Linked DNA regions of Homo sapiens: region 1 is linked to region 2. A link is an interaction called in ENCODE POLR2A ChIA-PET data of the cell type or tissue named here. Cell type or tissue: K562. All regions are shown on one strand. Each heading gives the region's core, and the rest is flanking DNA. Links, peaks and the distances in the headings are about the cores only. Region 1 overlaps ARID1B (AT-rich interaction domain 1B). Region 2 overlaps ARID1B (AT-rich interaction domain 1B).

Region 1 (15,369 bases), core at 8,237-10,736, 90 kb after region 2:
TTCTTATATAACAGCAGCTCTGTTACCACATCTTATTAAATTAAATATAATTCCACTTGTCTACAAACCTAGCCATGTTCAGATAGCCCCAGTTGTCTTCAGAATACCCTTCTGTATCATTCGTTTCAAGCAAAATTTAAACAAGATTTATTACATTGATTTGGTTCTGAAGCCTTTTTATCTAGGACAGTTTCTCCTCCCCAAAATTTGTGCCTTGACCTCTTGAAAAACCTGGGTCAACTGTCCTGTGGAATGGCTTTATCTGCCAGTTTTCTCTTGATGTGGCTTAACTTGCTCATCTGTTTCCTGTACATTGCAAGTTAGATCCACAGGCTTGAAGATAAACATTTTATTTGCAGTCGTTGAAAATCATGTTCCCAACATCTTAGGCCTGCCCTTGTTCACAGGATGGGTCTGTGATCCTCCTTTTGAGCGAAGAGCCTCTAGGTGGTTCTAGCCCCCACCTTTCTTGTGACCATCAGCTACAGCTGAGGCTGAAGAGACATTGTGATGGACAGATAAAGCTTCCCTTTGTACCCTCTCCAAATTGCTCACTAACTACATTGGTGAGCACAACACATGCTGGTGACCCTAGGCCACTGAGTTTGGGGTGGTTGTTACCCGTCATTTCTGACTGACTTGGTCTGGATGCTTCATAGGCGATGCTGTGCGTTTATTGTATCAGATTGAGCGTAATGTTTGGTTGTCCCACAACAGTGAAGTTAAGATTAATTAGAGGGTTTAGGTGATGATGGTCTCTGGGGCTGTTCTAAATGAAGTATCTTCTTGAGGTTTTGTAGACCACACCATTAAGTGTTAATTTTGACCAGATACCCTGGTGATGGTTAGCTTGTGGTTGCTATTTCTTAAAGGAGCCACTTATTCCTGCTACCTCTGCATATCAAGTTCAAGACAGGTATTTCTCTTTTCTGTTTAGTGGGGTTGCAAGCTCTTAAATGATGGGTATAGCCCTTCTTGGTCCTTAATTTAACTGAGAGGTGTTGTCTTGTATTTTACTCCCTTTTGGCAGGCCCTGGACTTCCTCTCCTTTTCCCTGTTCTCGAATAGTTGTCAAAGGGAAAGTTAGAATCTATAGCAAAAGTTGGCTTCTATTGCTCTCTTGGTTTCTCTGTTCTCGGTCTGCTCTCTGGGTGTTCTTCATGTTACTCACATTTATGGCAAGTCTGGGATTCATTTAAAAAGGATTAGAAAACGCATTTTATCCAGTATTTTGGGTTTTTCAATCAATAGCTATTTAGAGCATCTAATCTGCCATACTGCTGGAACTGGTAGTTTCATGTTTTCTAGTTGTTCCTTTGGTATCCTTTATACAATTGGAAACCATACAAATATGTAATGTTTATGATAGATCATTTAGAACATACAGATAATACCTTCTCATTGTTTGAATCAAACTTTTCTAGTGTCTCCTTTATTCTTTTAAAATAAAGTTCTTAGGTAATATGAGCTCTCCCCACACAAAATTTTAAACAAAATTAGAATAAGGCACTAACTATATATGGAAAATGAAAAGAAAGAAGTATATAATAAAGTATTGTATGCTTAATTAAACAAATATTTAGGCATACTACTTTAGAAGACTTGTGAAATAGATGCTTGATGTATATGTGTGATCACTGTGAACTTGACAGCTACAAAATGAGATTGATATAGGAATGTTGCATTGGCAACTCAGATGTCTCCAGCAGGGTTGTCAGTGGTGATGTCATCTTTTGAAATGATGAGCAACTGTTGGCAAAGTTCTGAGCAAAACAAAGTATAATCTTCCCTCAATATACGTGATGGTTTTGTTTCTGGAAAATTTATTATGTCATAAGATGATTTTAAGAACACCTTGTTCTTCCTTGCAAAATGGAGTTGGGTTCTAGACTCAGCTAAATAATTAGTTTTTTTTTTTTTTTTTTTTTGCTTTGTTTTTAAATATACCCAAACTTTGGCACTTTTGAAAGTAGTGTCGGCTGTGGCATGGTGATCTTTTCCATCAGTCACTCTTACACATTGCAGGATAATCTAGCATTCCTACCCTATAGCCACTGTTTAAATGCATTTCTGTGTCCTTGTGACAACTAACTACTCCGTTGAAATTTTGTCACTACATGTGTTATATATGTCCTTAATTTTCCTGAAATTCATATGTAAAGTGAGTTCCCTATGTATAAAATTTCAAACATGAGTATGATTCCCTGAATGTAATGGAAAGAGGTAGGAAAGGACAGAAAGCTGCCTATAACACATTTGTGTTTCTCTTAAGTAAATGCTCAGGCACTTCTCCATTAGAAGGCTTGTGAGAGAGTCAGAGGCTTGTGCCTGGGTCTGTGGGAGCCATGGACTCCACAGGTGCAAACGAGGCTGCTACAGATGTGTGGGATGAACAGCTCAAAACCACGAGCAGGCATAGAATCCATGGGATCAATGACCACACAACAGTAATTATAGAAATGAAAGTATAGAAGACCACTTTAAATAACATGCTCACAGAGTTGTTAGAAAAGGTAAGTTACCCCAAAGTCTGGAAATGTTATAAATTTGTAAATAAAATACAAATACATAGTAAAAACTGGTAAGAAAGTAAAGATTTCTTTTCTTTTGCTTTATTTGTATTTTCTAAATTATCTACATAAACATGTAATGCATATATAATATTCTTAAATGTTGTGTAAAGGATTCCACGTTACCCATTATACAATGTAAGGAATTACCCATTCCGGTGGCAGACTAGGTGCTCTCAATGTCTCTATTGATCAAAATATCTAAAATGCTGGCTCAGTTCTTCAAACTAAATGAAACAGTGAATCAAACCTCTTTTTTTTTTTTTTTTTTGTTTAACTGTTTCTTATGCCCCTCCTGTCATCCCTTTCTTCCTTACCCAACTAAAATTCCAAGCCCATCATTATACTCGCCCTCACGCTCCTGCATGTACTCTTAAATACTCACCAGCCCCATCTTATTAAACCTATTTATGCAAGCCTGATGAAATCCACTTTTGTGCCCACTCCAGGTGAGTGGGATGGGGAAAGAGGGAGGGAAGACCCTGCTATTTATTTGAGTTGGTGACCACTGATGTTAGATCATCCTTGCCTTGTAGCTTTGCATTTCCCTAAGGCTATTTCAGATCTCCCTCTGTCTTCAAACCCAAAAGGCTTAAGCCCTGCCCCTCACTCTGAGCTAGTGAGGCTGCTTCCTGTTTCATTGAAGAAATCAACACAAGCAATCAGGAGAACTTAGAGGTACCAGCCAGCCTGTGTCTGCATATCATGTCTGCCTTCTGTGATGTACACACTCTGCCAGAAATCTCCTTGTTCCTCTGGAAGGCTGCTCTGTGCCCTTGGTCCACTCAAGTTCTTGGTTTTTCCCCACACCATCCATTTCTCTGTCCTTCCCATTGGCATTTAAACATGCCATCATTTCTCCCACCCCAAACAAAACAAAACAAAAACGCCTTTCTTGACCGAAACCACAAGCCTGTTTTTCTCTTTTCTTGTATTCCCCATTTGCTGGTATCCCTTGAATTTACTCTGTCTAGGCTTTTATTTCAACTATTCTATTGAAATGGCTCTTTTCATACTTTCTTTTTTTTTTTTTTCACTTGCTTTGTAAATTGAGAGGTAAAATTGTATGTATTTACTGTGTACAATGTGATGTTTTGAAGTATATATACTACATTGTAGAGTGAGTACATCTAGCTAATTAACATATACATTACCTCACATAGTTACCATTTTCGTGGTAGGAACGCTTTACATCCACTCAACATTTTTCTTTTTCTTTTTTTTTTTTTTTTTGAGACAGAGTATCGCCCTGTCACTCAGGCTGGAGTGCAGTGGCGCGATCTGGGCTCACTGCAACCTCTGCCTCCCGGGTTCAAGCAATTCTCCTGCCTCAGCCTCTTGAGTAGCTAGAACTACAGGCACGCGCCACCATGCCTGGCAAATTTTTTTATATTTTTAGTAGAGACAGGGTTTCACCATATTGGCCAGGCTGGTCTTGAACTCCTGACCTTGTGATCTGCCTGCCTCAGCCTCCCAAAGTTCTAGGATTACAGGCATGAGCCACCTCACCTGGCAACATTTTTCAAGAATACAATATATTATTAACTACAGTCACCATGTTGTACAACAGATCTCTTGAACTTATTCTTCCCATCTAACTGAAATTTTGTATCTTTGATCGACATCTTCCCAACTTCCAGCCCACCCCAGCCCGTGGTGCCCCCATCCCACTCTCTACTTTCCAACAACCAGCCCGCCCCAGCCCGTGAGCCACCATCCTACTATCCACTTCCCAACTCCCAGCCCATGCCAGCCCATGGTACCCCCATTCCACTCTCCACTCCCCAACAACCAGTCCATCCCAGCCCGTGAACCACCATCCCACTCTCCACTTCCCAACAACCAGCCAACCCCAGCCCATGAGCCACCATCCCACTCTTCACTTCCCAGCAACCAGCCCATCCCAGCCCCCGGTGATCCCATTCCACTCTCCACTCCCCAACGACCAGCCCATCCCAGCCCATGGTGCCCCCATTCTACTCTCCACTCCCCAACTCCCAGCCCTTCCCAGCCCGTGGTGCCCCCATTCCACTCTCTACTCCCGAACTGCCAGCCCCACCCCAGCCTGTGGTGCCCCCATTCCACTCTCCACTCCCCAACTCCCAGCCCATGGTGCCCCCTTTCCACTCTCCACTCCCGAACTGCCAGCGCCACCCCAGCCTGTGGTGCCCCCATTCCACTCTACTCCCCAGCTCCCAGCCCTTCCCAGCCCGTGGTGCCCCCATTCCACTCTCCACTTCTGAGATTACCTTTCCTAGAGGCCACATTTGAGTGAGATCATGCGGTATGAAACAGCTCTTTTCAAAGCCTCCAGTGTTCTGTTATTCAGCCTGATGGGTGATAGTCATTCCTTCCATCCTTCGCCTGTCATTAGGATTCCATGCAGCTGACGGTATCTTCCTCCTCGGAGCACCTGTCTTGCTTGGTTCCTGGGACGCCACCCTCTCCTGGCTCTCTTCCTACTTTGTGGCCGCTCCTTGCCTTTCCTTGCTAGATTTTCTTTATCTTTCTGGCCTCCAAATACTGGCCCATGACCAGGGCTCAGTGTTGGCCCCTCTTTTTTTGTGGCTCTACCCACCTTACCTGTATGATTTCTTTTACTTTCAAAGCTTTACGTATCTGGAGACTTGTGACTTTCATATGTACTTTTGCAACTTGGATCTGTCTTGTCCTTTCTACATCTATGTATGTCCAGCTCCTGCAGGTAATCACTAATTTGAATGCCCAACAGGCTTTGGAAAATCAACATATCCAAAGCGGGCCTCTGGCCACCCAGCCCTTTATCCACAAACCTGCCCTGTCTATATTTTCCCCCATCCCAACAATATGTATGTCAATCCATCCTTTCTGACCCTTTGAAATCTTTGGCTCTTCTCTATCAAGCCCACTTTTTTTTTCTTTTTTTCCAAATAATGTGTGTGGTTTCACCTTAAGAAAATAAGATTTATGAGTGGAAGGACTTTGTTTTGTCATTATGTCCCCAGCACCTAGGTCAATGCCTGCACAAAGTAGAAACTTAGTAAACATGGTGAAAATTGTTGATTTAATCATTCAAAAAATCTTTTTTATTTGCTGAAACATAGTAAAACATACTTTACAGTGTTGAAGAAGGTAAATGTTTACTGCTGGGTATTTAAATTTTGTGATTTCTTTTGGAATTGCAGATAGTGCTTTGTGGAATGCTTTTATAGCTGGTTCCTTTGTGCAGTATAGATGCATGTATGTGAGCAAACAGGCTTTCTTCTTTGATAGAATTGCTGGGCAAAAGAACAGGCACATTTTAGGCCAGGCGCAGTGGCTCATGCCTGTAATCCCAGCCCTTTGGGAAGCTGAGGTGGGTGGATCACCTGAGGTCAGAAGTTCGAGACCAGCCTGGCCAACATGGTGAAACCCTGTCTCTACTAAAAATATAAAAAATTAGACAGGTGTGGTCGCGCATGCCTGTAGTCTCAGCTACTCAGGAGGCTGAGGGAGGAGAATCGCTTGAACCCAGGAGGCAGAGGTCGCAGTGAGCTGAGATCGTGCCACTGCACTGCAGCCTCGGTGACAGAGCAAGACTCTGTCTCAAAAAAAATTAAAAAAAAAAAAAGCACATTTTAAAGATTTGGTTTTGGGCGGGCTCAGTGGCTCATGCCTGAAATCCCAGCACTTTGGGAGGCCCAGGCGGGCAGATCACTTGAGGCCAGGCGTTCAAGACTAGCCTGGCCAACATGGTGAAACCCTGTCTCTACTAAAAATACAAAAATTAGCTAGATGTGGTGGTGCATACCTGTAGTTGCAGCTACTTGGGAGGCTGAGGCAGGGGGATCACTTGAACCTGGGAGGCAGAGGTTGTAATGAGCCAAGATTGCACCACTGCACTCCAGTCTGGGTGGACACAGCAAGACTCCGTCTCAAAAAAAAAAAAGCCCCACCTCTTTTTTAACCAAATTCCTCTCTAGAAGGTTTTTTAACAAATTACGCGCCCCACCCCCCCAGCTCACTTTCCTACATTTTAATATATATTTTCCAGTGGTTCTTATTTTAAGTTTTATTTTTAGTGAGGATTTAACTGTTTTCTGAGCACCGACAGAATTAAAGAGCCCTCACAGAATTTGGAATTAGGATGGATCTAGGTGATGTGTTACAATGATGGAACAGATCGTGGAAATTCGATTGTATCAGGAAGAAGTACACAGTTGGACATTGGTAATTTTTTTTGATTTACTGCTGACACTGCGGCTCCATGAATTCCACAACTTCTTGTTGTTTACATTTTTGTTACCATTACCATTTCTTGTCTCTGCTGCTCTTTTTAGGGGGCAGAATTAGAACTGGAGTGAGTAGGTCTGGTTTATTCTTCCTGTTGTAGATAGAGGATAACTAGGACATCAGAGGTTCACACTGTGCGTTCATCAGACATCTTATTTACCCAACACTCGTCATTTCCTTCTTTTAAAAAGCATCTATTTTTATGGCCTTTAAAAAAAGCTATTTGAAGAAGTTGCTTCCATTTTAAAGTATTTTTACATCCTAGCTTACTTCCTCAGACTTCATTAACCGAGATTTAATACTTTTATATAGAAGGGGAAAGCTCCTTCAATGCTGTGGTTTAGTTTTTGTTTTGTTTTGCTCTAACGTTTCTGCTTGCCTTATGTTTCCCCGTTGTCAGGTCTCGATGCATCACATGCAGGTCTGCTTCCCGGTCCCCTCTTAGCAAGCTCTCATGACCTTTCTCTCTCCTCCTAGTACCTTTAGACTCAGAATCGTTTTCCTTTTACCTCTGACTCCTGTTCTGCTTCAGACTTACTCTCCTAAGATACTGGAAGAGACCTCCTTTCCTGTTAAGGCACACATTTCTCCAGGAACCTTCACCCATCGTCTCCTGGCAGATGTTGTGTGTTAAGTGTCAAGGCCAGTGTTCCAACAATCAGGTAACTCAAAGAGAGTTGCCTGGCCGCAGACAGGGGGCTGTCTGTCAGTACCCTTTCTTGTGACCGAGGTCTTCTGCTGGTCTGGAACAGTTGGCATCCTCGCACAACCCTGTCTGTTTTCATGGCTTTAAGGGACACTGTTGTGCCCTCATAGCCAGAAAAACCTTTTTCTTTTCTTAGAGAAGAGTTGTAGCAAGTAACCCTATTTAAGAAGTCACCATTTTTTTTTTAGAGAGTATGGATCTTTTTAAAAAACCTTAGTGTAAAGCAGCAACATAATTTCAAACTTGGCTTTTATACGTATAGTTTCTCTTCAAGTTGATATAGTTGTTTCGGATTCTTAAGAGAAATAATGGGTATTATGAAAGTGTACTTATTTACCTCAGGGTCTGTTGGACAAGCAAAACATAAACCATTTTATGAGCCCCTTTGGGCTTGGGACTGTTTTGCATGTGGGAATCTAGTGTTGAGTCAGACGTTGTTGCTGACCTAAAGGAGCCCCTAGTTGAACAGGAGGGTTGACGGTGCCGTGGGAGGGGTGTGTTTCAAGCTGTGATTCTAGTGTTGTGAGGCTTAGGAGAAGATGTTGATAAAAGTGTCTCAGAGGAAGTCTGGAAGAATGAGGAAGACTTTGCTGGTGAGAGAAGAAGTGATCCTGGGATAGGGCCAGTTCCTTGTTAGTGAAAATAGAGGGGATGCCCATTCCTGAGAGATACTGAAGTAGACAATGAGGTCAGTTAACAGTCAAGGTCATTTAGATGGAGCATATTAATTATGGTGGGAACTGGTGATTTATATTGCCTTTGCCTCAGTGATTAAAAATGAAATGAGGTTATTTATTGTTCAATATCATTTAAAACAGAAAATAGTACTAGTTTAGCAGTTAACTTCTAGCAGTAGATCACTTGGTAGTTGGACCAAGTGGAAATCTGAGTCTACTTTTATGAGAGTAGGTAGATGGGTGTTTAAATGATATTTTCTAAAATATCTTTCTTCAGACATCTTTTTGGTCAGCAATTTTTAAAAGAGATGCCGTGAACTGGAAGTACTTGGCACATGGGCAATCATTTGGAAAAGAACAAAATAGTACTGGAACATGGGGGTAAAATAGGTTTCAATTTTTTAACATAAAATATCCATCATAATCCACATAGTAAGCAAAATCTTTCAAAGGAGCTTAACTTAGAAAAAATACTTTTTTTAAAGCTAAAAACATAGTGAAATATATTTTTGATTTAAAGCTTGTAACAGCATGCCACTCAAGTCATTGAAGGAACACAGAAGTCACATTAGGGACAGAGGCTGTGATCCATTGTGGGGTAAACAGTTCCTTATATTGTTGTTATTTATATTATGCAAATCTGTTTCTTATATAGAAATAAGACCAAAATTTAATTTATAAGCCAATCCTGCAGATTTTGGGGGAAAATTAACCTTACAAGGCCTGTGGAAAGCCACTGAAGTGTTCATTTCACTTATTTTAAGATTTTATTATAAGAGCAAAAAAACAAGGACATATATAGTTTGTTGCCATTAATTGCTTAGTTTTTGGATATTAACACAGTCTATTAACTCAGTAAAAACCAGAATATAGTTAATGTTATTCTTTGTTTTAAAGGATATTATTAGTGAAGACTTGGGTTATGTTTGAATTTTGAATCTTTTTCTTTCTTCTTGCTACAGTTGTCTCAGGCTTTGAACCATTGCTGAGGGAGATTTCCTTTTAAGTTTGAAGAGCTTGTAAGCATCCGAGGAGACAACTTCTGGGTCACTTAGTGGCTGAGCAAGGCCTATTCCTAGACTCTGATTGTTGACTTGGGGCTTCTAACCTTGTGTTGGGGCCGGTTTTGGGAGCACAGAGGTGGGGTTAGATAGGCTGCAGGAGCCACCAGCCTGCCTGCGCTCGCTCTGGCAGGATGACTGATGCCAGGAGGATGGGAATGAGGACTAGTGACCTTCCTCTCTCTGTTCCCTTTTTCTCCCTTGGGGGAAAAACTAGTATAGTAAAAGCTCAGCACTCGTTTTGAATATAGGTGTAATTTGCTGCGTTAACAGTTTCAGTTTATTGTGTGTTTTGGTGGCGTTATTCCTGAAAGCTTCTTAAAATAAAAAAAGTAGAAAAAAAGACCCATTGAAGAATGAAGAAAAATAACATTTTGAGAATGTTAGAATGTCTTTTGGTATGAATTTGGTTTTCTTAATTGCTGTAGAAATCAGGGTGAATCTGTAGTTAGTTGCAACTATGTCTGCCTGGGCCTTTGCTTTTCCTTAATAGTAGCAGAAGAAAGCAAGAGAAAAATCCTCAGATTTTATACACATCACTTCTAGTATCGAAGCATTTTTGGCTTTTAATGGAAAACTTTCAGTGTTTTTTTAATATGTTTTGAAGTATAATTGGGAATTTAATTGCATTGGATCATAATTTGATAATGCTATGTATTCATTTTCATATTTAACATATATTTTAAGTTTTTTTTTTCTTTCTAGTACCAGAATTAAAACCAGGAAGTGAGGAATTATATAGTAATAATATTTTCAATACTAATTTTAGAAAGGGGATGGAAGGCTCCTCCTGAGAAGAGTAGCCAGGAAGCCAGGCAGGCCTGGAGTGTGTGGCCAGCTGTGTCCTGGTTTGAAGCATCTCAGACACTGTTGGGCAGCTGCTTAGCCCAGTTTAACTGAAATGTGGAGGAGATCACATCAGCTGGGCATGACTGTCTACCATGGAGGCAGGAGAGGAAAACCTTAGATTGTTGAAGATGTATTTCTTAGTTGGGCGTGTTAGCGGACATCTGTAGCTCCAGCTGCTCAGGAGGCTGAGGCAGGAGGATCCCTGAGCCCAGGAGTTCAAGGCTGCAGTGAGCTCTGATCGCACCACTGCACTCCAGCCTGGGTCACAGAGTGAGACCTTGGCTCTTTAAATGAATGAATGAATGATATATTTCATCAAAGGCTAAAGAAAAACTTCAAACACCTTAAGAGGAGGGTTTAGTCTAAAGAGCAATTAAGCTTCACCTCCTTCTCTGATCCTAACACTGCTATAACTAACTGTAGGTGGGTGATCCCTCTCTCCCGCCAGAGGAGGATTTATGGAATTGAACCAGATGTCTTCACGCATGAGTGGACATTGCCTTGTTCTCTAGTTTTTAGTCCTAGTTCCCCAGACTCAGCAGCCAGTGGAAGAAGAAGCCTGCTCTTCTAAACCAGAAAGTTGGGTAGAACTGGCGCTCTCCGAGCAAGCCTCCTCATTGCACCCCTTCACCTCCCTCCCCTTCAGCTCCCTGGGCCTGACAGCCCATCTGTCTTCCTCTCTGATACCCTGCTCCTGCCCCCATTGGTATTGAGGGATGAAGTTGGGAAGAGAATGCAGTGTGCAGTTAAAAGTATCATCGAGGCTCATTATATATTCACTAATTCTCTTTCCTTGATATTTATATTCTGACACAAGGGAAATTGGGGAATTATTTTTTTCCTGGATTGTTTTTTTGCTACTCTCAGCTGCTTTCATTTGTCTTTAACATGCTCATTTCAATATGTTAAACTATGAAAAATGAAATAAAACATAATTTATACATAAAGTTCTTTCTTCATCAGTTTCTTTGATTTTTAAAATTTTTAATTAGAGTAACAAGCTCTATGTATATTGTATTCCAGAGGAAGATTATCTTCAGATGTTTGAAATGTAGCATTATTTTTAGCATTTGCTAATGTGGGCAGTGGTCACCTTTTTCTTTTTTTCTGCAAAAGAAAGAACAGAACCAGCTTAGGTCACTGATTGATTTTCCCCAAAGTGCTAGGCTTTTGGGAGAGGAATGGGTTTATGTCTCTTTGCATTAGCCTAGGGAGACAGAAGAAGATGGTGTCAGGAAGTCGGGCAGGGAAGGCCCTTTGGTATGTATACAGCTGTGGTTTTCTTTTCTTTCTCTTTTTCTTGTTCTTTTCTTTTCTTTTTTTTTTTTGACAGAGTTTCACTCTCGTTGCCCAGGCTGGAGGGCAGTGGTGCAATCTCAGCTCACCACAACCTCCGCCTCCCAGGTTCAAGTGATTCTCCTGCCTCAGCCTCCTGAGTAGCTGAGGGATTACAGGCAGTAATTAATTAATTAATTAGCAGGGGGACTCCAGGACCCTGGACCCCACTGTTTTACCAGTTGCCAAATATTTGGTGTATCTTCCTTGCTTGAAAGCAGTAGTTCTCATGTCTGCTTTCCTTATGGAAGAGCAGTGGGGGATTAACTTCAGGATGAATATATTAGTCACCTTGCTTGGAAAGTTGGAGGTGTTCATTTTAACATAAAGTGGGATGAATATATAGCTTGCCCTCCTTGGAAAGTTGGAGGTGTTTAACATAAAGTGACTAAAGAAATAAATAAAGTGGGTAAATAAATAAATTTTATTTTAATTTAATTTTGATGTAATTGATGATAATTTCAGATTTCTGGAGTCATCTTTATGTTTTTTCCCAAATGGAAATTTGACTGTTTAAAAGGTAAAAAGTCTTCTACAGTAATAGCACTTGATGGGAAAACACACACACACACACACACACACACACACACACACACACACACACACACACACAAAATGTAAGGGAATCTCTAAAAAATTCACATTTTCTGCTATTTCTTGGAGAAGGGGGATGCCTGTGGCCTGTCTACTTTCGTAGAAGATTGGTAAAGTTGATACTAATTGGATGCTAAGTTCTTTTTAGTATATTGTTTTTCTGAAAGTCTGTACTCTTAGAGTGGGGAAGAGATAATTTAGTAGATCAAATGATCCATTTTAACATCTTGTAAAAAGTTCAAAAAGTAATACATATTTGTAAAAAAAATTCAGCAGAATCCTTGTGCTTCTTGCATTTTGAAAGCATTATTGATACAATGCAAAACAACAGAATCTTCTTTATCTTTTATTGTCTTTGGCTGTTTCTTCTGTTTCTCTAGCTTTTTTTTTCTTTTTCTTTCCTTCAGTTATTTTAGCTTTCATTCCATAGGCATTTCACAGAGAAATCAGACAACTTTTGAGATTAACCCCCTCAGCAGTTTTAGGGATGAATTGGCAAGACAGGCTTTTGAGGCAGGATCTTTCTGGCACTTTACTTCACTCTCTTTGGCAAAAAGAAGGTCTGTACCTCTTTATCCAGCACGCGGGTTCAGGAGCTCTGTCTCAGCAGGTCACTGTCATGCCACTTGCAACCCCCCATGGTATTCATCTAAGTGAAGAGTGTGGATAATAACGTAAGGGGTCCTGTATAGGTTGCCCTTTTTTTTTTTTTTTTGGAGATGGAGTCTTGCTGTGTCGTCCAGGCTGGAGTGCAGTGGTGCAATCTCAGCTCACTGCAACCTTTGCCTCCCAGGTTCAAGCAGTTCTCCTGTCTCAGCCTCCCAAGTAGCTGGGGTTACAGGTGCATGCCACCGTGCCCAGCTATTTTTTGTATTTTTAGTAGAGATGGGGTTTCACCATGTTGAACAGGCTGGTCTCGAACTCCTGACCTTAAGTGATCCGCCCGCCTCGGCCTCCCAAGGTGTTGGGATTACAGGGTGAGTCACCATGCCTGGCCTAGGTAGCTCTTTAGACTAGAGTTACTTAAGCAGTCTGGGCTTTTATTGCATGTTTAATTCAGATACTAATGGCATATTTGCAAATTCTTAAGTAATTTTTATTTGTGTTTCAGTTATTTAGAAAAGTATTACAATGTTGAATGTGGTTATTTGCAGCTAATCTGGTTCAAAACATCTCTATGAAATTATGATGTTTTCAGTTTTGGTAAATCCCATTGTTGATTATCTCTGTTCTTACCCTTTAATCTTTCTGGAGTCTTTGAGAATCTGGTAAAAGCTACAGATTCTCCTCCCAGACAAATACATGCATCACAGAGTTGCTGTATTCTCAGGGGAGTGTTCAAAGACCTTCTACTCCAGGTCAAGAATTCAGGCCCTAGATATGAGTTATGGTCCCAGTGTGGGGTAGGAAGAACTGATGTTGCTAGTTTCTGAAGGCCTCCTGTGGCCCTCCAGGTCTGTGGCTCGTGTGCCGGAAGTAGTCTGCTTCTTGGTTGGGAGAAGAAGGGGCTTGGGTTCTTGGAGCAAGAATCAGCCTTCCAAGTGTGAGATGCCAGTGCAGGGCCATGTCATTGAAAAGCTGATGATGATCTTCTCAAGTTGTTGCTTTAACCACAGTAAGACAAATAAGACCATCCCTGGCCCAAGGAGGATAGGTGAAGGGTGGGTGGACAGGTATCTACCTGGGAAATTAGCCATTGTTAATGTTACAGCAAAATGCCCTATTACAGATGCTAGGTAATGGAGTAATATCCAAAACCCCACATTGTAGGACTCACTTAATTATCATAATTTAATGAAAATATAACACTGTATTTAATCAACAGTCCTCGAAATTTATAGACAAATCTGGGAAATTCAGATTCCTGGACCCCATCCTCCGGTTGGGAATTGTCAGCTGTCAGGTAGGGTCCAGAAGTGCCTCCTTATCTGGTGGGTGGGAGCATCGTTAAGTGCACACACTCTAGAGAAAGAATATCTTGGTTCCCATCCCTTCTCCACCACTTGCCAACTGAGTGACCTTGGCAGGTTACTCAACCTAATTTTCTTCATAAGTAAAATAGTACTTACTTTATGGGGTCAGTGTGGAAATCAAGAGTTTATTGTATGAGTAAAGCACTTAGGAGAGTACCTGATAGATGGTGTGATGTAGAATTATTAGCAGCTGCTGTTACTACCAACACTGTCCTCAGCATCATGGCCACTGGATAAAGTTCTATTAGTTGATTCTCTTTTTTTTTTTTTTTTTAAAGACAGAGTCTTGCCCTGTTGCCCAGGCTGGAGTGCAGTGGTACAATCTCGGCTCACTGCATCCTCTGCCTTCTCCCAGGTTCAAGTGATTCTCATGCCTCAGCCTCCCAAGTAGCTGGGGTTACAGGTGTGCGCCACCATGCCCAGCTAATTTTTGTAGAGACAGGTTTCACCGCGTTGGCCAGGCTGGTCTTAAACTGATCTCAGGCGATCTTCCTGCCTCAGCCTCCCAAAGTGCTGGGATTACAGGCATAATCTATGGTGCCCAGACTGATTCTCATTCTTAAATATGCTTTTAAAAATAACAATAGCTGACATCTGTGAACATTTAAATGGCACCAGGCACAGTGCTAATTGCTTGAAGGCAGTGTGTCATGATCATGAATACAACCTTAGAAGGTAGGTTCCTGTATCTTAGTAGCAGGTCCCTTATACAGTCATCCCCCTTGTCAGCCAGGGGATGGGATAAGTTCCAAGACCCCCAGTGGATGCCTGAAAGTGTGGATAGTACTGAACTCTGTGCATACTATGCACAAATTTCTTTTTCCTTTACAGTTTCAAGGATAAAAGATTCATTCTTTCCCTAGATCTTAGCAACCTCAGGATGTGCTATTTTTTTCTTTGCTTATTAAGTCAAGAACTTTTCACTTAAAGGAAGTAGTTTACAGCTTCTCTTTGGCTGACTGATTGCCAGCATCACTATTCTGGTGCCTTGGGGCCATTATGAAGTAAAATTAGCGTGATTTGAACACAAGCACTGATACTGGATCTGGTAACAGCTCCTAAGTGACCAGTGGATGGGAAGCGCCTGCAACGTGGATTGCCTCACAAAGGGAGGAGTCACATCCAGGCGGGCAATTTAAAATTGTGAATTGTTTATTTCTGGAATTTTTTCCCTTTAATATTTTTGAACCACAGTTGACCATGGGTAACTGAAATCATGGACAGCGAAACCGTGGGTAAGGGTGGTGGGGAGCTACTGTATCTTGGTTTTATGGATGAGGAAAGGAATTATTTAGGTAATAAGTTATAGGGAGCTGAGATTCTTGGATGTTGTATAGATTTTTAAAAATTATT
Region 2 (15,369 bases), core at 7,727-10,226:
GTAGCACCTGGATGATAGCTATAAATGGGTTCAATACTTGTTTTTCTCCTCTTCCGTACTCCTGTTTCTCTGGGACAGTCTAGGCTGGGGGACAGACATTGATCAAGTAGTCACACAGATGAGCCCACTGTTACTCTGAGAGGATCCTGCCCGGGCCTGGAGTTCAGGGAGGGCTCCTCTAAGGACATGACGTTGGAGCTGAGTTCTGCAGGAGGAGAACAGAGCTCATTCTAGGTGAAAGAATGACATATTTGAAATGTGTGGTTTTTCTAGAGCCCTGTGGAGGCCAGCATGGTTGGAGGGGAGATTTCCTGCTGGCAGAGATGGGGGGTCCCACAGATTGACTTGGTAAGGAGCTGGCTGTGGTGGAGAGGAGAGGAAGGGTCAGGATGTGTCCTGGATTCTGACATGAATATCTGGGTGGATGGGGTGTCTTTCTCTGAGGTCAGAGAGAGGCGGAGAGGAGCCTGTGGATGTCTGGGCAGGAATGCTGTGCAGAGTTCTGGGGCTTGGAGGAAGCAGCCAAGGGAAGCAGCATTTGGGAGACAGAAGCTTGGGGAGGTGATGGAAGCCATGGTCTGGGTGAACTTGTGCAAAGTGAAGCTTTGTCTGCAGGGAGGGGAGACTAGAAGGGTCTTTACCTCTTTTATCTAGTGGTCATCAAGAGGCCTACATTCTAGTTAGAGTCCTGCTGTTTAAGTGGCCATGTGGTATTGAGGAAGCTGTTCCTTTCTCATGTCAACAAATGTTAATTATGCCAGGCATTGTACTAAGTGCTAGGTATGCAAAGATGAATAAGACAAAATTTTCACCTTGAAATTAACAGTCTGCTGGGGAGACAGGAAAATATGTAGATTAAATTATTGAGTGGTTTAGCTCTGCCTTCAATTTGCTAATTTGTTAAGAGTAAAATAAAAGAGATTTAGGAAGTTCTTTTTATGTGATAAATCCTGTGGTATCTCATTTAATCCACCAGCAACACTGCGAGGTGAGTGTGACCGTATTCTGTTGAATAGCTTAAGCTTACCTAGCTAATAAGCAGCACAGGCAGGATTCTCACCCAGGTTTGTCTGACTTGAAACCCCCTGCCTGCTCCGTTATAACCTTTTCCCCAAATTATGTTTCTAAACTTTGGATTTATTTTATATATTAGAAAAGATGTAGGAATTTGAAGTGGTCAAGAGGTGGTCACCTAAAGGCAAATATGGTATTGTACTTGCATAGCAAGAGTAGTGAAGGAATGGGAGGTTTCCTGGGAACCAGTGGAAAGGTTTCTGTACGGATCTGCTTCCAGAACGCTGATGCTTGGATTTAAATACCAGTCTTTATGAATAGATTTGGTAGTGAGTCCAAGGCTCTGTCTCCCCTCGCACCTCTTCAGTGTTTTCATTGATGAAGACTTGGGTGAAATAGTATGCTGATTTCATTGATGGTTGATGTCAAGCTAGAAAATGCAGTTACTGTAATATGTCAGATCCAAATCAAGATTTGAAAAACAACCTCATCCTGGTAGAATGGTGATCAGAAATAAGCGAAATGCAAACAAGCGGAGATAAAGACCAACTTCTTCTACTAGGGTCAACTCCCCAAGTGTCTGATAGGAGATGGGGAGGTGGGGTTTAGTCAGCTGTTGGTGGGGATGGGGCTGCCAAGAGCGCAGAGCTCTTAGACTGTGTTGTCAGCAGTGCAGGTTCTAGAAAAAGGAAGCAAGAACTGCTCCCCCACTCCCCCCACAATACCTTTTGTGTTGAGGGGGCTGAGAATGGGTATATGTCACGCAGAAAAGAGAAATAGCTTACAGCGATCTTCAAATATTCTGCCAAAGGACCAAAGTAATACCAATGGGTATAAATGACAGGGAGCAGACTTTTGTTACATAGGAGGAAGAAATTCATAACATTCATTGTAGATGCTTTGAAAGGATTTGTATGTACATCACTTACGGACCCGTCAGGCTCTCTGCAGTTCTAAGGTTCTGAGTTTCATTGCTGAATCTTTGAATCTTTGGTCAGGCTGTCTTAAGAATTGTGATAACGTGAGAATATATTAAAGTGCTTTGGAAATGCATGGCATATGTTGTTATTATTTGATAATGTAAGTCTGGGATCTTTGGATGGGTTTCTAGATTAGATTCCATGAACTCCTCTGACACTGTATGCTAAATTGAGGGTTCCATGGTTCCACAAATACATATGTTCTCTGCACCTTGCTTAAGAAAACCAAAACCAAGACCAAAAACACAGGCAGTGGTCATCTTTCTCAGTCAGTTAGGAGTGTTTTGAGGTCTCTCCCCCAACATTGCTAATGATGTCATGGTTAGAGGGCACCGATAATTTCATGGTTCTTAGAGTTAGTAACAAAACAACCTTTTCTGCCTTGTCTAATATCTTTTTTTTTTTTCAGTAGAGAAGGGGTTTCACCATGTTGGCCAGGCTGATCTTGAACTCCTGACCTCAAGTGATCTGCCCGCCTCAGCCTCCCAAAGTGCTGAGATTACAGGTGTGAGCTACCATGTGTGGCCAGTCTTGTCTAATATCTTAGAATCCCATTTCTTGATCCTTTCTGTACCATTGGAAAATGTGACAAATATTCCTGTATTGACAAAAGAAGAACTTCTGTGTGTTGATACCCACATTCGAAGTTCCAACGTGTTAGTTCAAGTCTTAATAAGCAGGCAGTGTTTTGTTGTGAGTTGAAGTAAAACACATAGTGGTTTTAAATGCAGGGTTGCATGTTATCCTCCTTCAGTCTGATGATCGTGTATAGACACACCAGACCAGAGATGGGACTGTGGACCCGAGTTGGGAGACTTGACTCTGGTCTGAGCTCTGCTACCGTGAGCCTCCTTTGTGTCATTGGGCATGAGAGAATCTCTTTGGCGATTACATTCTGCAGTAGTGGTGGCAGTGGTAGCTGAGATTCTTGGTTCTTTCTGGCTTAGAGAGGAGTAGGCACTTGTTATGAAACAAGGGAAGAGTCTTTAGTGCCCACTTTTACTTTTGCCGTAAACGGGTTTTTATGCCGTTAGGAGAAGAACCTGACCAGAGTATGCATTCAGTATTATCATTGTCTTTACTTGTGTCTTCTGCAGGTGTGTACAGCAGCTCTGAAGTGTGTCCCACAGTGGCTTCTGGGTGGTGCCACTGGCATGTGGTGGGGAACCTCTGTGGTGAGGTGGAGTGGGCGCCCACTGCCCACTGTTCTGTGTGTGCCGTGACCAGGCGGGTGTGCGAGGGAGGAAGACAGGCTAGACGGCCGTGTTGCATCCACCTCCTGTTCTCCCTTTACAGAGAGCCAGAGTACTGTTTGTAATATGCTCAGGGAAAAACAGAGGCATTTTGAGCTATATTTAGACACCATCACAGAAAAGTAAACACAGATTGCTTCCCGATATGACAGCAACTATCTACAGGCCACTGTGGCTGACCCCGATCCTTATCGAGCTTGTTTCACATGGCTGTGATCTGTGTGCATCAGTATTGAAGAAATGGCACGTTACCTGACATGTCTTCTCTATGCCCGTGTGTAGTCCGCTGTGTTGGTGTGTTACGGCCGGGCCATGGATTCTTTACTTTTGCACAGTTGGGCTGTTCCATTTTTTCTCAATGAGTAGGTGGGCCCTGGGCTCCAGGTGCTGCCATAGCCCCTGTGACCTCTGAGAGCCTTTATAGCGCTGATGAATTTAATGTTCATAATAATTGCAAGGTGGGTTTTATTTCTCCTTTAGTGAATGAGAAAACTAAGAAATAAGGTCACAGTGTACTCGAGGTCCCTGGTGGGACAGGGCTGTGAATCCATTCTGAATCCAGAGCCCCTACTTCCTTGCTGGGCAGTGCCATTCGGTACACAGCTGCAGACGTGAATAAACACCCCCTGCCCTGTTTGAGCGAGAGAAATAGAACAGATTTCAAAAGTTTTCTTTAGTTACTGGTAAGAGAATGTTGTTTCCCGAACAATGGTTCAAAAGAGGGAAGAGTTTTCTATCAGCTCTTGTTTAATCCACATGTGTAGAAATGATTTTAGATCAACAAGATTCGATAGTTCTTTCGGTGGGTTTTCTTTGTTGTTTTTTTTTTTTTTTTTGTGAAGTGTTTTTCCAATTTGCGGTTGAAGGAATTGGGCTGAAAAAAGTAGTAAAATATGATATGCATAAAGATGTATCTAATAAACTGTGTTCTTAATTTGATATTTAGGAGCAAATACAATTAGATATCTTTTACTATAAATGCATGTGTAGGGATACTCTGAAAGCCTGATAACAGAGTATCTAAATATAAAAAGGATAAAGTATATTTAAAGTATACTAAAAGTATATAAGCAAGTTGTCCTTTAACTTGGATCATCTTGAAAAGGACAGTTGGATTCCCAGCCCAGCCTCTGAAAGCCTATCTGACATGTAATATAGCTGAATTGTGCTACCCAATATGCTTAGAAGAATCTATATACAAACATTTCTTAAAAATAGACAATGTATTTCTTCCTTAGAGAGAGAGAGAATAACTCCTACTTACATGTACATCCAAAAGTTTACTTTGAATAAGGAGGAGGAAAGTCTTATCAAGTAAAAAAATTGCATTAAAAGCCAAGTAACTAAAACCAGACTGGTTAGGTTAAGAGCTCTTTGAAAATGGTGGTGTATATATTGTGGCCTTCACAGCACTTGTCTTATTTTCTGGAATTGAAACTCAAGCTACAGCAGTTGTGGAATGCCATCTAGAAATGAAAACATGCTCGGACAATCTATTTAGAGAAGTTGTTGAGGGCTGTTTTCGATGTGGATGATAACCCTGATAGAGCATAAACTTTCAGTGAGAAATGAAAATGGTCATACCCGGATAGATGTTAAAAAAACATAAAATTGGCCAGGCGCAGCGGCTCACGCCTGTAATCCCAGCACTTTGGGAGGTCGAGGCAGGCGAATCACTTGAGGTCAGGAGTTCGAGACCAGCCTTGCCAACAAGGCAAAATCCTGTCTCTACAAAAAATACAAAAATAAGCTGGGTGTGGTGGTATGTGCCTGTAATCCCAGCTACTTGGGAGGCTGAGACATGAGAATCACTTGAACCCGGGAGGTGGAGGTTGCAGTGAGCTGAGATTGTGCCACTGCACTCCAGTCTGGGTGACAGAGCGAGACCCTGTCTCAGAAAACAAAACAAAACAAAAAACATAAAATTGCTTCAGGTTAGATGTGCGTATGAGAAGCAGCTTGGCCCTTTTGTTTTCCAGAAGTCTTAGATTTGATTTTTTTTTTTTTCTTTGAGATGGAGTCTTGCTCTGTCACCCAGGGTGGAGTGTGCAGTGGCACGATCTTGGCTCACTGCAACCTCTGCCTCACAGGTTCAAGCAGTTCTCCTGCCTCAGCCTTCTGAGTAGCTGGGATTACAGGTGCCCGCCACCATGCCTGGCTAATTTTTTGTATTTTAGTGGAGACAGGATTTCACCGTGTTGCTCAGGCTGGTCTTGAACTCCTGAGCTCAGGCAATCCACCTGCCTCAGCCTCCCGAAGTGCTGGGATTACAGGCGTGAGCCGCCGCACTTGGCCAATTTTTAGTTTCTTTAAGGGACTGGTAGTGAGAAGCAGGAGTTGAGACCCTCAGTTGTACATTTTTAATGCTCAAAAATAGAGGACACAGCAGGATGGATTTGGACTGTGGATGAATATTTAATAATAGACCATAAGGAGAAGTTAAAATTAAATAATTTGCACTGTATGAGTAACTGTTTTTCTATCTGAAGTCTCATTGAAAGATATTTGATGCATTTTGAGAGGTTCAGATAATCTGTGTATTTAATGCTTTCGATTTTCAGAAATCTGAGGGTTAAGCTAACATTTTTGACATGGTGCAAATTAACTGAATTTTAAGTAGGACTGTGAGAGTTGATGGCAGTGATGAGACAGATAATACAAAACAATTTTAGTCACTGATAAGATGAATTTGCTGCACTGTTATCTATAGCATTAAAACATAGACATTCCAATCATTTTCCCATTTAACATTTCTGCTTTAATTAAGGCAGTTTTGGTCGTGCACTATTTGAAGTGAAATAAGTAGACGTTTCCTGTGCCCTGGGCTGTCTAGATTGAATGTGAAGATAGGACTGCCTCAGGGCCCCGTATTGGAAATTCAGCCTGAAATTTGATTTACTCAGCCTCTCCATAGGTCCTTCATTCACTTGGCTGATTTTGAAATCACCAACTCAGCCTTGATTTTCATACTTCCATAAAAAGTTTTACCTTTTTCAAGAAAATCTAGAAAATAATCACATTTTATTTTTATCAGGCATAAATTCTAATTTAAATAATTATGAGAAAATGAATTCTTAGCCCTAGATTTTAGTTTTACTACAAATATATCAACATACATGTTTGTACACTTAATTATGAAGGCGGCTCAGGTTATGTAAAATCAGTATATTGTTTGGGCAAACAAATGTACTGTCGTTTAATTTCTATCATGTTAAGTCCAAACAATGTCTTGGCTGGTGAAAGTAGTAACAGTTTAAAATTGTATCACATGGTGAATTTTGAGCAGAAAAGTTGCTTGTAGGCTGTGGGGCCTGGGGCAAAGCACCCTCTTTCCTCCTGTGTCCTCCACAGAGCTTCATTCAGGTGAGATGGGTTCCTCCTGGCACAGTCCTGTGGATCCCTTGGGACTGAGCTCAGGTATTTCCTATAGGAAGCCTTTGTTAAAGCCCATGGCAGACCCAGTGAGACACCCTCTTCTCACCTTGCCTTGGTGCTTTGTCCCTTCAGGACATCTGCTGTGTTGCACTGTGACCTGTTTAGTCTGTCTCCTTCAGTGAATCTCCAGGACATGGAGGCTCGTTCATCCTTCTGCTTCCAGTGTTGGGCACAACGCACATAGTAGGTGCTTAGTAAATGTGTGGTGAATGGATTCACCAAATCTTTAAAGTGAACACCAGAGTATTGAGGAAGGCAGAGAAGGGGAAGGACCCGTGCAGCCTTGGAGTGGGAGTGCCAGTGGAAGAGAGGACTGGCAGTTCTCGGGGTCTGTGCTCCTGCCTTCCATCTTCACCTCCCCTCCGTCCCTCCTCTTCCAGCCTCAGCCCTCACCTCTGCAGCGAGACTGTCCTTGCCGAGCACAGCAGTGGCCTCCTTGTCAAGTATAGCAGAAGCCTTTACCCTTCACCTGACTGCATTCCTGGGCTGCATTTGGCACACCTGTTTCGTTGCTACACCTGACTCCCTTCCCTCCTGTAAGAGCACACTCTCCAGAGTGTCTACATTTTCTGGCCATTCTTCCAGCTTGTCTGTGGGTTCATTTTCCCTTTTCCCTTAAGCGGTGATATTCTCTAGGATTCTGTTCGCTACCCATTGTTTTCCTTTCATATATTCCTCCTAAATAAAGTTCATGGGTTTTATTGCTTCCTATTGATTAATTCATCAATTAATGTGCTGGGTACACTGTTCAACTTATGCCCTGGAGATATAATAGTGAATAAAATAGAGAAAATCCCTGCCCTCTGGGAGTGGATGTCCTCTCTGCTGACTTCTCTACCTATTTTTCCAGGTCAGGCCTTACTCCCCAAGCTGCAGCTCATTATGTCTCTTCCTTCTGGGCATTTTCACCTGGATTTCATATCAGAGCCTCAAGTTTCCTATGTAAACCACTGAAGGCTCCCACTCCTGGGGATATGGTGATTGGCTTCTCCCTCTGCACACTCCATCTCATTTGGCTGCTGGCTTCCATCACTCATTTGGTCTCCAAATCCTGCCGCATTTCCCTTCTAACTGTGCCTTGGAGCTGGGCTTGCTTCCTCCCACCACTGCTGCCAGTTCAGGACCTCAGCCTCACCTGCCTGCCAGGGCAACCTGACCTGCTTCCAGCTGGGTCAGGTGCCCAAGGGAGCAGTCCTGTGTTCATCTGTCAGAGGCAGCCTGAGCCTGTAGAATGCCCTGCAGGGCTCACCCATGTTCTGGCTTCTGCCTGCTTCAGCATCTTCGTAAATTCGTGCTTCACGTGGATCCAGATGGTTTTTATTTCCTGATACACACCAGGCAGTTCATCTCCCTTGACCCAGTGCCTTGTGCTGTTTCTTCTGCCCTGTGGTACTGTACATGCTGTTCCCTCCCACCTTGGACGTGTTATTCCCCTTTATCCTGGTAATTCTTTTTTTTTTTTTTTTTTTTTTTTTTTTTGAGATGGAGTCTAGCTCTGTCTCTCAGGCTGGAGTGGCACAATCTTGGCTCACTGCAGCCTCCGCCTCCTGGGTTCAAGCGATTCTCCTGCCTCAGCCTCCGGAGTAGCTGGGATTATAGGCGTGCACTACCATGCCCAGCTGATTTTTGTATTTTTAGTAGAGACGGGGTTTCACCATGTTGGTCAGGCTGGTCTCAAATTCCTGACCTCAACTGATCTGCCCGTCTTGGCCTCCCAAAGTGCTGGGATTACAGGCATGAGTCACCATGCCCGGCCTCTTTTTTTTTTTTTTTTTCAAGAGACAGGGTCCCACTGTGTTACCCAGACTGGAGTGGAGTGGTGTGATCATAGCTCACTGCAGCCTCGAACTCCTGGGGTCAAGTGATCTTCTTGCCTTAGCCTGAACAGCTCGGACTATAGGTGCCTGCCACCACGCCTGGCTAAGTTTTTAATTTGTTGTAGAGACAGGGTCTTGTGATGTTGCCAGGATGGTCTTGAATTTACCCTGCTAATTCTTAAGCCTTCCTGAAAGTCCCCATGTACTTACCTCAGTGTGAACGCAGCATCTGGCACACAGTTGGGATCAGTATGTGGTTTTGGAAGGACAGAGGAGGGAAGGAAGGAGCTGCTGGGTGAATGCTGCCTGCTACTGTAGCACCGGGTGAGGGCCTTTCTACCTATTGCTTTGTTCCTTTGACGTCCCAGGACATGAAGGGCTGAGGCTCCACGCCTAGCCCTCCTGTATGACCTCGGCCCTGAAGCCCAGGGCCTGACTCACCAAACCAAAAATAAAATTCAACATCTACTTGTGAACTGGTTGTGTTTGGTAAGATGCTGACTTACATGGGGAGAGGTGCTGTGACTCATAGTCTGAGTGCTCATCCCTACACACTGCTGGTCTCTGAACAAAATCTTTACCCTGGACATATGCATGATCTAAAATCTATCTTTTCACTTTTTAATGAACACTCGGTTGCACTAAGGTTTGATCAAGACTTGCAGACTCAGTTCTAAAATAAAATCATTGTTCTAAGAATACTTTGAAGGCAGAAAATGTTAATCACTCAATACCCTCTGCTCTTATTACTAGTAAGCTAAAAGGAGGTGGGTGAGCTTAACTATCATGCTCTTTTCCTGTACGCATAATAGAATTTTAGATGCAAATGTTTTCTCTCTGCTTATGGTCCAAAATCGTTTTTAGTTTTGTTTAGTCTAGAGCTCTCTTAGTTGTTAAAAACTCCTAAAAGTAAAAAATAAAATTTCTTGTATCCATCTAGGTTTTTTCTTTAATGTCTTGCTGGATGTTTTGTCAGGTCATTGTTTTTAATATTTTTAAAACTTAAGGATAGTTGTGTTATTAATGCATATGTTGACATAACACAAATTTGTGCCTTTGTAATAAAGAATGAATTAATAAACCGACTTCTTTTATGTCTTCACAGGGCAGCCCAATGGATCCAATGGTGATGAAGAGACCTCAGTTGTATGGCATGGGCAGTAACCCTCATTCTCAGCCTCAGCAGAGCAGTCCGTACCCAGGAGGTTCCTATGGCCCTCCAGGCCCACAGCGGTATCCAATTGGCATCCAGGGTCGGACTCCCGGGGCCATGGCCGGAATGCAGTACCCTCAGCAGCAGGTTTGTGCTGGTCCCCCGACCCGCTGCTTTTTTGTAATAGTTTTGTCTTTGCCTTTTGCTGTCCACCTAAGATTGATGTTAAAGAGAATTAGGGGGCATTGCACGGATTTTCTGCTTTAATTTTTATTGTTTCTTTAATCACAGGTATAATTTTTTTTTTCTTTTAAAGATGGAAAGGTGAGCTTCTTAAAGTGGACAGAATACCTGTTTGGTAGAAGGGCAGCAGGACCAGCTGTATTTGATAGGTGCACTGTGTCATAAATTTGCAGCAGGTTATAACAGATGTAAGCTCTGAAGTGAACTTGGCATTCCAACATTTTTGTCAGACTGTGTCAGATTTTGAGCTGTGAATAGACCATCTTAAGGTGAATTTTCAAGTCATTTAAAGGTCTTTTCCATGAGGATGGCATCAAGTTTTTAAAATTGAAAAAAAAAAAGTTTAGTCTCCCAAAGTTATTTTGCTTTCATTTCTTAAATTATTTCTTCTGTACCTTTTGAAAAAGGTTTCTGTATTTCATATAAGAGGATTTGATGTGCATCTGTTTTGTTAGGTCTTGATGGGTTTTGTGTTTTTACTTAAAAAAGACTTTTCCTGTTCTTAAGAGACCCAACATTTTCCTTTTTTTTCTCTGGAATCAAATGGAGTCACCTTAGATGACCATTTACCCTCTAGCAGTGGTAAACCTAGTCTTTTGGATACTTGAAAGAATACCCCTTTATGCTGGCTGGAGGGAGGATGAAATTTGGAAAAGACTAAATTAGATTCAAACTTGTTAGGGTATTTAGTTACTAGGAGCACCAGAAAGGCTTATTTATAAATCGCCATACCGTACCTAAGCCGCCAGGGAGTGGGTCAGGCTGATGCTGCTGCACGTTTTACTGCCCCAGGCTGGGGCGTCCCATGGTGCGGCCGTCGGTAACCCACAACAGGGCTTGACAGTGCTGTCTCAGGAAATGCTTCCATCTGACCAGACATCTTTCGTTGAGGGGCAAAAATTAGATATGACTACTGTTCTCTCTGATGTGGATATGGAGAATGATTGATCATACTTTACATGATACATAGCTGTATATTAACAGTTCATCAGTAGGTTGCTTCTGAGCCTTCTCGTTTATACACTATTCGATCTGTATTGTGATTTATTATTTGTTTCATTATTATTGTTATTAATTTATTATTGAAGTTTATTTTAATTATAATATTGTGTAAGTCTATGTTATAGTAGCATGGCATGGTGGCACCCTCCTGTATTTCCAGCTATTCGGGAGGCTGAAGTGGGAGGATCGCTTGAGCCCAGGAGTTTGAGTCCAGCCTAGGCAATGTATCGAGACCCTAAAAAAAAAAGAAATAAAATAAGTCTTTTATTTATAAAATAAGAAATAAAATGTTGTCTTTCCTCTTTATCTTTGCTCCCACTTGGATGATTTTGTTTATGTTAAGGCCATTATTGGGGAAGATAGAGGTAGCTCAGCCTTTGAATCCTAGTTGCAGATTGAACACCCTTTGCTGTTGTCAGAGACCTCACTTCTCAATTATTGAAGGTTACCCACTCCGAATTCTAGCAGTCAGTTGCATACTTAATTGTACTTTTAATTTTTTCCACATTATTCCTTTTTTTCCAGCAATATTTTGCTGCCTAGAGTAGAAATCTTTAGTTGTGGCTGCTAATTGTGAGAAGGAAATAATTTGTAAATGATGAAAAGTAAGGTGGAAGAGTTGCGATTTTCTCTCCTTCATTTTAGTTTTAGAGCAGCTTCACCATTAGTTGAGAGGAAGACAGCCCAGGCAGCTGGCTGCTCAAGTCCCCATCGCACTCTGTTGCTGATTTTATGTGGGAGCTAATAGTTGTGGATGGTGCTTTGGCCACAGGAAGAGAGCAGAGGTGGGAAGGTAGTAAGAAGTAGTGGGACCGGCAGAGAGAAGTGGATGCTCGCTGCTCTTGGGCTCCCCACTTTGCTTTTCAGCATGTTTCCCTGATGTGAGATTAAAAAGTCAGTTTCAAAAGATGCTGTTCACGGCAAGCAGCCGGATCTCCCTGGTCTCTGAAGGAGTTAAGTCTCACTAGAAGTTCTAGATGTTGGCTTAGTTTCCAGTCCCAAAGTGGGAGTCAAACAAATGGAGAGGGTGTGTGAAGAATGATTACCTAGGAAATGTTTTTAATTATTTTCTTTTCTAAATGTGTAAAGCTAAAAGTAGAGGACATACACAGATATATAGAGTAATCTCAATTTTCTTAGCTTCTTCCATTTATTTAATCCCTGTGACTCTTATACACTTTTTAAATCCAATGACTCTTAGATTTATTTGAAGGGACAAATTGATGTAGGTTGCCCATCAAGTATTTCAGCAAATTTTTAATTAAGATTTTAGATTGGATATTTTACTGCTAACCAAAAGAAATACCCAATTCTAATTAAGCACAGATCTTTCTGATAATGAAAGGAAAATAGTATATCTGGTAAGAAATTGAATATCCTGGCTGCAGAAGTGTGGAAACTTTCATAATGAGTTAATCAAAGTCATGGGTCTAAATAATCTGTATTGCCTTTTTACCTTTTCATTTAGTTAAATACAGCTTTGAAATATAGTATCTTGTTTTAAAATTTAAAAGGCTAAAAATAACAGAATGCACTTTTGAATGTGTATAACATTTTAAAGAAGACATACAGCTTTTATAATACCAAGGTCATGTGAACAGTTCTTAATTTTTGAAATGGAAAAAAATAGTGAAGATTTAGAGCAAAGGTTATTAGAGCATATACATTCATTTTGTTAGCTTGAGTCTGTGTTCTTTGGGGAGGAATTTTCAGTGAATTGCTTTGTTTCTGCATTTTGGATAATTATAAATTTGTTCACAAACAGGGTCCTGGCACTGTGATTGGCTGCTGGTCCCATCCATCTTCCCCTAGGATTAATGTAATTGGCTAAGCATTGTTGTAGTTGTGGCTAATAATGTTCTTCAGGGAAAAAGTTGAAAGATAATTATGACATTGAGTATTTATTGAGTGGACATCACCACCTAGGCATGACTTTGCTTTGGATGGCTTCCAGAACGTTCTGTGTTTGGTTTGTGAACCTCTAATGAGCTGAATCCAGTTCATTTAATATTGCTCGTATATTTCTGCACAGGATTAAAATGCAGGAATTCAAGTTTGTAAATTGAGTTGCCCACTTACCAGCTGAGTGGTAAGTTGTCTTTGGCTCAGGGGTCACAGTTTGATTCCTGGCTGGCGTTCTGCTCCTGTGATATGAATTTTAAATGAGTATTTTGTTAGAAAGAACTGCAGTGCTGATGTGAAATTTAACATGGAGAGGAGTATCACTGTTTATTTTTTGTCTCTGAGAGTCTGAAGGAACTGGCCACTGACTGTGTTTGATTTTAGTATTACCCTGGTGATCTTTGATTTGTATGGTGATAATTTTGTTTTTGAGATATACTCGTGACTGGATCTTTGAAGCATGACGTGATAATAGTACATCATTTTAGTCTTTATTAACTGGAACTAGATTTGTGGTCTTTCACTTGCCAGTTCTCCCACATCATCAGGCAAATACATGGCTAAACAGATTAGTTTTGCACGGTGCCCTAAAAACTAGTCTACTTGGGTTTTTGTTGAGTTCAGGGGGGAAATGAATTTTCTATGCCTCTGTGGAGAATATTCTGCCTCCAGGCTTCTGGAATTCAGACATGGGGTTGGTTAACAGAAGTACATTGGTTGATTTCATCTATTAGACAGCTACACAGAAGAGGCATAATTTTTAAGGTTACTAGAATCTGACTCTGAGTTTTTCAGATTAAAAAAAAAACAAACCTTAAAGACACCAAGATATTCTTTGCTGGATCAGGAATGCAGGTTTTGTTTCATTTTTCTTATCCTTCGTGATCATAAATGTACACCTAGGCCTTTACCAACTTGTTTTAAATAAGATTTTAATATAAAACGGCACCCAGGAGAAATAGCTTACAGAAGCTGAGTTATTTATTTGTGTCAAGCAGATTTCAATTATGTAGACTGAGATTTTTCCTGAGTTTTTTTTTGTAATTGGGTTGATATTTTAACTATTCTTGCAGGTGTTTGATAATATGATGCCTGTTGGAATTATAAAACAGGGCAAAAGGAAAAAAAGCAAAATGAGAGATTGAAGTTCATGAGTGCTTTTATGATGGGAAAACATGACTTTTTTAGTTTTTAAAGGCATACATGTATTGCGAAGAACTTTATAGCAGGAACATAGAATATGATCATTGTTTTGAAATAGAAAATGGCAAAATTAAATATAAACTAATTATTTTTGTTAAGGTGATTCATCTGAACTTATTACTTCATATTGAAGTAAAAACAATTCAAAACAGGTTTCCTTGAAGAGGGCTTGAAAAAGATTTGTATTCTAATTTTGCTGCATGTTTTTTGAGTAAAATATTTATTTCAGAACATAAGCATTTTATTTGGTACCCTCTTAACAGCCAAAACACTTCTTCCAATGCAAATGTTTATTTTGGCAGCAGATGTTTCTAAAAAGGAGACAAACATTACAATTGTTTGGCTAAAATAAATGTTTCCTTTGGGGTTATTAAGGCAGCCAGGCAATTTCTAGGGTTTCCACCTGTGTTAATTTATATTGTTGATCTATTCTGGAAAAAAATGTGTTTCTTTTAAATGTAATTAAAGCCACGTTTTGATATAGTTTGCATGAGAGCTCTGAAAAGTAAGGATGAATGGGGAGAGGAAGACTGGTTTAAGACTTAAAAATTCCAGAGTTTTTCATCATGAAATGTTTATTATGATTCAATCTTTGAATCCTAAATATGAATCCAATAGTCAGGGCTTAATTTTTGTTTTATTTAAAAAAGAGCCTAGACTTCCTATGTTTGCGACTGTGATGGTGTGTCCAGGATGAGAAAGGATAGATAACTTGACTAAGTATAATGGAGAGGAATGGGTGCCTGGTGCCTGTTTTACATTCAGACTCTTAATTTTTTGAGTCTCTATATTTACTTAAAGATGCCCATTCATATCTGTGTGCACATGTACGCTCCCACATGTGTGTAAAAAACAGAACATTCATGTGACAATGGCATTCTTGTGTAATGAAACGTGTATATGTATATTAATTTATATGTTAAACATATTTGTAGATATACATATATAAACACACAAATGAAATGAAGGTGAACATTTTGGCCAGTAAAATAATGAAATGCTATGAAATTTCACTATGTTGTTTACAGCATTTTCATACATTCGTGTTCTGTACTGAGACTTGGAGCCGAGCTGATTTGCTTGTACACCTGAAATGTTTGGAGGCCCTTCAGCAGATTGCAGATTTTTATAAATAATGGCCTTTCGTTGGCCACATTTTGTCATGGTTTCCTCAGTTGTTCTTCAGCAGTGAACATGAAGGTATTTAAGGTTTACCAGCAAAATACATTTATACCTCACATTTCTGCTTCCAAGTAGATAGCAGATGCTACTGGCTGTGATGCCAAAGCTCCCTGTAGATGGAGTTTTGTACTAAGAAAATATTTTTGGGCCGGGCGCGGTGGCTCACGCCTGTAATCCCAGCACTT

The links. ChIA-PET counts read pairs that join two places held together with the same protein. Peaks named below come from ENCODE experiments on the same cell type or tissue, not always from the same donor. Only the 100,000 strongest peaks of a DNase experiment are listed, where the experiment ranks them.
Region 1: POLR2A ChIA-PET joins it to region 2 with 6 read pairs; 5 of 35 experiments call an interaction of 5 or more read pairs at or near these places.

What each region holds. Positions count from the first base shown.
Region 1 is chr6:156,909,432-156,924,800 of GRCh38, forward strand. The region is part of intron 3 of ARID1B (AT-rich interaction domain 1B); the gene reads left to right. Among named protein-coding and RNA genes, the nearest start is that of MIR4466, 140 kb to the left of the region's middle. RefSeq lists enhancers at 4,067-4,567, 8,024-8,083. In K562, for the core only: no CTCF peak of the experiment used is centred there; no DNase peak of the experiment used is centred there.
Region 2 is chr6:156,819,623-156,834,991 of GRCh38, forward strand. It overlaps ARID1B (AT-rich interaction domain 1B), which reads left to right. Exons shown (of 20, transcript NM_001374828.1): 2 at 9,605-9,799. Among named protein-coding and RNA genes, the nearest start is that of MIR4466, 48 kb to the left of the region's middle. RefSeq lists enhancers at 389-1,016, 10,234-11,201 and a silencer at 2,260-2,329. In K562, for the core only: no CTCF peak of the experiment used is centred there; a DNase peak (open chromatin) is centred at 8,956.